Linked DNA regions of Homo sapiens: region 1 is linked to region 2. Evidence: chromatin contacts called from ENCODE Hi-C or POLR2A ChIA-PET data. All regions are on one chromosome and are shown on one strand. Each heading gives the region's core, a stretch centred on a gene start or an enhancer-like site at or near the end of the contact. The rest is flanking DNA. Distances are from core to core; before and after follow the strand shown.

Region 1 (3,187 bases), core at 409-2,908, 300 kb after region 2:
TTCCTCCCTCCCTCCTGGACCACAGTTTTGGCAGCTGTGTTTCTGTATGACTGCGGATCCCTCTGGACAGCCCCTTTTTAGGGGTGTGTGGCTTTCTATGCCTCCAATGTTCAGTTAACGACATTCCCTCTCTGGCTGAGTGCGGTGGTTCCCACCTGTAATCCCAGCACTTTGGGAGGCTGAGACTGGCGCATCACCTCAGCTCAGGAGTTCGAGACCAGCCTGGGCAATATGGTGAAACCCTGTCTCTACAAAAAACAAAATAAAAATTACCTGGGCATGGTTGTGCACACCTGTGGTACCACCTACTTGGGAGGCTGAGGCGAGAGGATCACTTAAGCCCAGAAACTCAAGGTTGTAGTGAGCCAAGATCACCCCACTACACTGCAGCCTGGGCGACAGAGCAAGACCCTGTCTCAAAAAAAAAAAAAAGTAAACAACATTCTCTTCTGTTCTTGCTCTTCAGACTTAACTGCTCCCGTCACTGGTTGGGTTTCTTTAATTCTGCACACATATCTGTAAACACTTTCTTTATTAAATGTTCCTGAGTTAATATCTTAAGCACACTGTTCATTTTCTGTGCCACCTGTTAAATGATGAGCATTTAATATGATTGTCAGCATCCAAAAAAGATCCTGCGTAGTGCTTAGTTCGGTGCCCAACACATAGTAAGTGCTCAATGAACGGTGGCTGTTATTTAAGCCAGTGAGGTCCGGGGAGGTAAAGTGGCAGGTCGGAGGAGTGGAGCTGAGATTTGAACCCAGAGCTCTTCAAAACTCCACAGTTTGGCCAGGTGCAATGGCTCACAACTATAATCCCAGTGCTTTGGGAGGCTGAAATGAGAGAATTGCTTGAGCCCAGGAATTTGAGACCAGCCTGAGCAACACAGTGAAACCCATGTCTCTACAGAAAATATAAACATCAGCCAGGCCTGGTGGCGCCCGCCTGTAGTCCTGGCTACTCAGGAGGCTGAGGTAGGAGGATCACCTGAGTCCAGAAAGGTCAAGGTTTCAGTGAGTCACGTTCACACCACCGCACTCCAGCCTAGGTGACAGAGTGAGACCCCATCTCAAAACAAACACAAAACCCCCCACAGTTGCAAAATAAAACATAGGCAGCTTGGAAACCCACTCTCGCCCTTTCTCCTCTTCCCACGTACCTGGAATATCAGTGAGGCCCAGGGTTTCCACTAAGACTCCAAGCTCCAGTTTCCCCATCTCTAACATGAGAATATTGAGTGCTTCTGTGCAATCTGTCTACCCTGGAGGAGGTCTGGAAGTAAGCTGGGTTCTCTGTCTGCAGACGTACTCTGGCCTCTTCTGCGTGGTGGTCAACCCCTATAAACACCTGCCCATCTACTCGGAGAAGATCGTCGACATGTACAAGGGCAAGAAGAGGCACGAGATGCCGCCTCACATCTACGCCATCGCAGACACGGCCTACCGGAGCATGCTTCAAGGTGAGTGAACTCAGGGCTGCACGGGGCCAGCTCCAGGGAGCCCCTCCTGTCCTGCTTGTCTGCAGTTCTTGCCAGGAATGTGGAGTTTGGCAGGCACTGCGAGGGACCAGGAGTTACTGTGGCTGAAAAAGGGAAAAAGCAAAAGGAACATCTGTGTTTGCAGCCTGGGAGGGTGAGGGAGAGCCAAGAGCTTGGGCAAATACGGGCATGGGCCCGCTCCAGCTCCAGCTCCGGGGCTCGCTGCCCAAGGTCCCCGTCGGGCCAGCTGTCTGCAAAGGATGGAAAGAGGGTGGGGAACAGCCCTGGGGCTGAGCCATTGTGGTCTGTGTTGACACCTACCTGTCCCTCAACCCCTGTGGGACTGTGGGTAAATATCTTTTCCTCTTCAGCCTCAGTTTCCTCATTTGTCAAAAGGGGTGATAGTCTCTATCTTGTAGCTTCTTGTGAAGATTGTTAATGCTGGTTTTTCCAAACTTAAGACTTGTGCCTATTACTTTCATGTTTATACGTTATTATTTTTACTATTGTTTTATTATTTTTGAGACAGGGTCTCACTTTCTCGCCCAGGCTGAAGTGCAGTGGTGCCATCTCGGCTCCCTGCAACCTCCGCCTCCTGGGCTCAAGCAATTCTCCTGCCTCAGCCTCCCAAGTAGCTGGGACTATAGGTGTGGACTGTCATGTCAAGCTAATTTTAAAAAGGTGGGTTTTTTTGTTTTGTTTTTGTTTTGTTTTGTTTTGTTTTTGGAAGTGACAGGATCTTGCTATACTGGTTGGTCTCAAACTCTTGGCCTCAGGCGATCCTCCCACTTTGGCCTCCCAAAGTTCTGGGATTATAGGCATGAGCCACTGCACCCAGGCCTTCTCACCTTCTATTTAGAACACTTTGGAGCCCCTGAAATAGCCACCCCCAAGTCAAACAGAGGGACTAGGCAGTTAATGCAAACAAGTGTACCAGGTCAGGCGAAGAGTACAAGAAACTCGAAAACTCACACCCCCTCTGAAAGGGCACCAACAGGTGGGAACCCAGGGATCTGAGTTGGGAGTTGAGAGGAGCCCAATTCTGGAAGTTCTTGAGGCCGGAATCCAGGTGTGCCTGAGAGATGCCACGACCCCGCCCCCAAGATAGAGGGACTCAGGTATAAGTGCCCCAACTTTCTGACAGTGAGCCAGACTCCACAGGTAGGACCAGAATCTTGGCCCTTCTAGGCAGGGCCTGCCATTACCTCCAAAGACCAGCAGGTGGAGCCTTGCAAAGGCAATCTTGGAGCTGTAATCTCAGGTTGTAAAGTGATGGCTCCTGGAGTCAGGTATCTGTCTTTTTTTTTTTTTTGAGACGGAGTCTCGCTCTGTCGCCCAGGCCGGACTGCGGACTGCAGTGGCGCAATCTCGGCTCACTGCAAGCTCCGCTTCCCGGGTTCACGCCATTCTCCTGCCTCAGCCTCCCGAGTAGCTGGGACTACAGGCGCCCGCCACCGCGCCCGGCTAATTTTTTGTATTTTTAGTAGAGACGGGGTTTCACCTTGTTAGCCAGGATGGTCTCGATCTCCTGACCTCATGATCCACCCGCCTCGGCCTCCCAAAGTGCTGGGATTACAGGCATAAGCCACCATACCCAGCAATTCCTGGTTCTTTTCTGGAGCTGAGGTCCCACTAAGCACATTTTAATCTAAATACCAAAAAGAAAGAAAATTCTGTTAGCAAAGGAGAAGGAGGGGGAGCGACAGATGG
Region 2 (2,966 bases), core at 139-2,638:
TCCACTTACGTTAAAAGAAAAAGAAACAAGCAAACAAAAGTGTTGGGGTATGTGGGAATCCACACGGGAAAGTTTTGGGGGAAATTCACCCGAATGCTAATGGGGCCTCTCTCTGGAGAGGAGAGGAACGGGGCGAACAGGAACAAACTGTCTTTCTCCACCATAAACTTCTTTGTTTTTTTGTTTTTCGAGACAGAGTCTCACTCTGTCACCCAGGCTGGAGTGCAGTGATGTTTCTTCAGCTCACTGCAACCTCCACCTCCCGGGTTCCAGCGATCCTCCCACCTCAGCCTCCCAAGTAGCTGGAATTATAGGCACCTGCCACCATGCCAACTAATTTTTGTATTTTTAGTAGAGACGGGATTCACCGTTGGCCAGGCTGGTCTCGAACTCCTGGCTTCAAGTGATCCACCCACCTTGGCCTCTCAAAGTGCTGGGATTGCAGGCGTGGGCCACTGTGTCCAGCCCTGTATTGATTTTTTCTTTTTTAAAACAACAAGTGTATCTCTATTTTATAATTTATGTACATAATTGAAGGGGAGATGCTATAACAACACAGTGAGCGGAATGGAGAGAAGTATGTGGAACTTTCTATCTATATATAAAAATACATGCAAATACAGAATAGTGGTAGGACTAATGAGGACAATTACTTTCTCTTGGGTTTGTCAAACACGATCCTTCTAAAAATATAAAAGTCAGTCAAAAGTAAAATGCTTTTAAAAACTGAACTCAGGCCGGGTGTGGTGGCTCACACCTGTGATCCCAGCACTTTGGGAGGCTGAGGCGGGTGGATCACGAGGTCAGGAGTTCGAGACCAGCCGGGCCAACATGGTGAAATCCCTTCTCTACTAAAAATACAAAAATCGCCTGTAATCCCAGCTACTCAGGAGGCTGGGAATCGCTTGAACCCAGGAGAAGGAGGTTGCAGTGAGCTGAGATCATGCCACTGCACTCCAGGCTGGAGCGAGACTTAAGTCTCAAACAAACAAAAAAAAAACTGAATTCAATCTAACTGAACGCTTTAACTGGGTGAATTCCATGGCATGTGAAATTCACATGTCAATGAGGCTATTATAAAAACTAATGAAATAAGTTAGCTGGGCGGGGTGGTGGGTACTTGTAATCCCAGCTAATTGGGAGGCTGAGGCAGGAGAATCACTTGAACCCAGGAGGTGGAGGTTGCAGTGAGCTGAGATCGTGCCACTGCATTCCAGCCTGGGCAAAAAAAAAGCCAAATTCCATCTAAAAAAAAAAAAAAAAAAAACCTAATGAAATACCTTGTAAGTGAATTAAATTCAGTGTCAAGTTGGAAGCCGCCGGTGTAATACACCCTTGGTTCCTCACGGGGGCACTCACGCCATTCTTACAATGCTCACCCGTGACATGGGACCTGGTTCACCCAGTCAGAATGTTAAAGGAGTGGGCCGAGGTCACCTCTGTGAATTCCTCAGGAGGACAGACCTTACAGAGGCCTTGGTCTCACTCCCAAGGGGCATCTCTCCTCAGGAGGCCGGGTAGCATGACTCCCATGGCACTGGATAGGGTCTCTGAGGAGGCACAGGCTCAACGCCTAGGTCTGCCATTTACCAGCCATGTGATCTTGGGCAAGTAACTTCAGCTTTTTGTCTCAGTTTCCTCACCTGTAAAATGGGGGTAATAGTAGCATCTAAATTATAGGGCTGGGCTGGGCATGGTGGCTCCCGCTTGTAATCCCAGCACTTTGGGAGGCCAAGGCAGGCAGATCACTAGAGCTCAGGAGATCAAGATGAGTCTGGGCAAAATCCCGTCTCTACTAAAAATACAAAAATCAGTCCGGTGTGATGGCATATGCCCGTGGTCCCAGACACTCAGGAGGCAGAGGTAGGAGAATCACTTGAGCCTGGGAGGCAGCGAATGAGATCGCACTACACTCCAACCCGGGCAAGAGTGAGACCGTGTCTCAAAAATCAGTCATAGAGCGGGGTAAAGACTGAGTGCATTACTCTATATTAAACGTTTAAGTCTGGGCCTGACATTCTACAAGGCACTATGTGTGTCCCTGTTATCATTAATGTAGGGTGGGGGTGTCGCCAGGCATTATTGTGATTATCTATTATCACTGCTGTTCCTACTTGTGCTGCTGTTCAGGGCCTAAGAAGGCAGTTATTAAGGGCAACGCAACATCAAAGACTGGAGGCACGGGTCCTAGTCCCAGCTGTTCTACCAAGCCACGTGGGACCTTGGATCAGCTGTTGTCCCTCCCCAGGTTCCCTTTTTCTCCATCTATAAAAAGGGGACTGGGGTTCAATAACGGCAGGGTTTCCCAAACTTTGGTCAGTTCCCAGCTACATCATTCGTGTAGTATGCATGTACTCATTCTCTTGTTGTTTTAATATGCTTAATCAAGTCACTTAGACTTAATTTCTCAACTTACTTAAGAGGAAAATTTATTACAATCACAAAAGGAAAAGTAGTATTATTTTCCGTAACAGGAGTCCCCTATACAAATACATAACAGGCCAGGCGCAGTGGCTCACGCCTGTAATCCCAGCACTTTGGGAGGCTGAGGCAGGCGGATCACCTGAGGTCAAGAGTTTGAGACCAGACTGGCCAACTTAGTGAAACCCCCATCTCTACTAAAAATACAAAAATTAGCCAGGCATGATGACAGGCACCTGTAATCCCAACTATTTGGGAGGCTGAGGCAGGAGAATTACTTGAACCTGGGAGGAGGAGGTTGCAGTGAGCCGAGATTGTGCCACTGCACTCCAGCCTGGGTGACAGTGAGACTCCATCACACACACAAAAAAACCAAATTCATAACAAATAACAGAAGGTTATTTCTGATAGACAGAATCCGTCCTGTTGAAGACTCCAAGTGTGAGGGCTGCTGTTTATCTGTCTGTTGAAGGGAGATCATCTCAATTGCTAAGGTGTTAAAGACCTGCTAGCCCCAGACTAAGACTTTCTCTGTGATACCATCA

The links. Hi-C counts contacts between places; a loop is a spot of excess contacts on that map. ChIA-PET counts read pairs that join two places held with the same protein, here RNA polymerase II (POLR2A). Pooled maps may share reads with other maps.
Region 1: a loop to region 2 is called in a map of naive thymus-derived CD4-positive, alpha-beta T cell, with 30 times the contacts of the local background. The contact joins two enhancer-like sites. A Hi-C loop is called at or near these places in 8 of 168 maps with a recorded cell type or tissue (CD4-positive, alpha-beta memory T cell, MCF 10A, PC-3 and 4 more), 16 of 37 single-sample maps with no recorded cell type and 16 of 50 pooled maps. POLR2A ChIA-PET finds 5 or more read pairs at or near these places in 4 of 52 experiments (BJ, OCI-LY7, activated naive CD4-positive, alpha-beta T cell and 1 more).

What each region holds. Positions count from the first base shown.
Region 1 is chr16:15,821,527-15,824,713 of GRCh38, reverse strand. MYH11 (myosin heavy chain 11) reads left to right here. Exons shown (of 41, transcript NM_002474.3): 3 at 1,303-1,459. Among named protein-coding and RNA genes, the nearest start is that of MYH11, 34 kb to the left of the region's middle. Within about 2 kb of position 1,658, at least 10 of the 41 ENCODE cell types and tissues checked have a DNase peak (open chromatin) inside an H3K27ac peak, as active enhancers do.
Region 2 is chr16:16,126,218-16,129,183 of GRCh38, reverse strand. All of the region lies in intron 26 of ABCC1 (ATP binding cassette subfamily C member 1 (ABCC1 blood group)), which reads right to left. Among named protein-coding and RNA genes, the nearest start is that of ABCC6, 96 kb to the left of the region's middle. Within about 2 kb of position 1,388, at least 6 of the 41 ENCODE cell types and tissues checked have a DNase peak (open chromatin) inside an H3K27ac peak, as active enhancers do.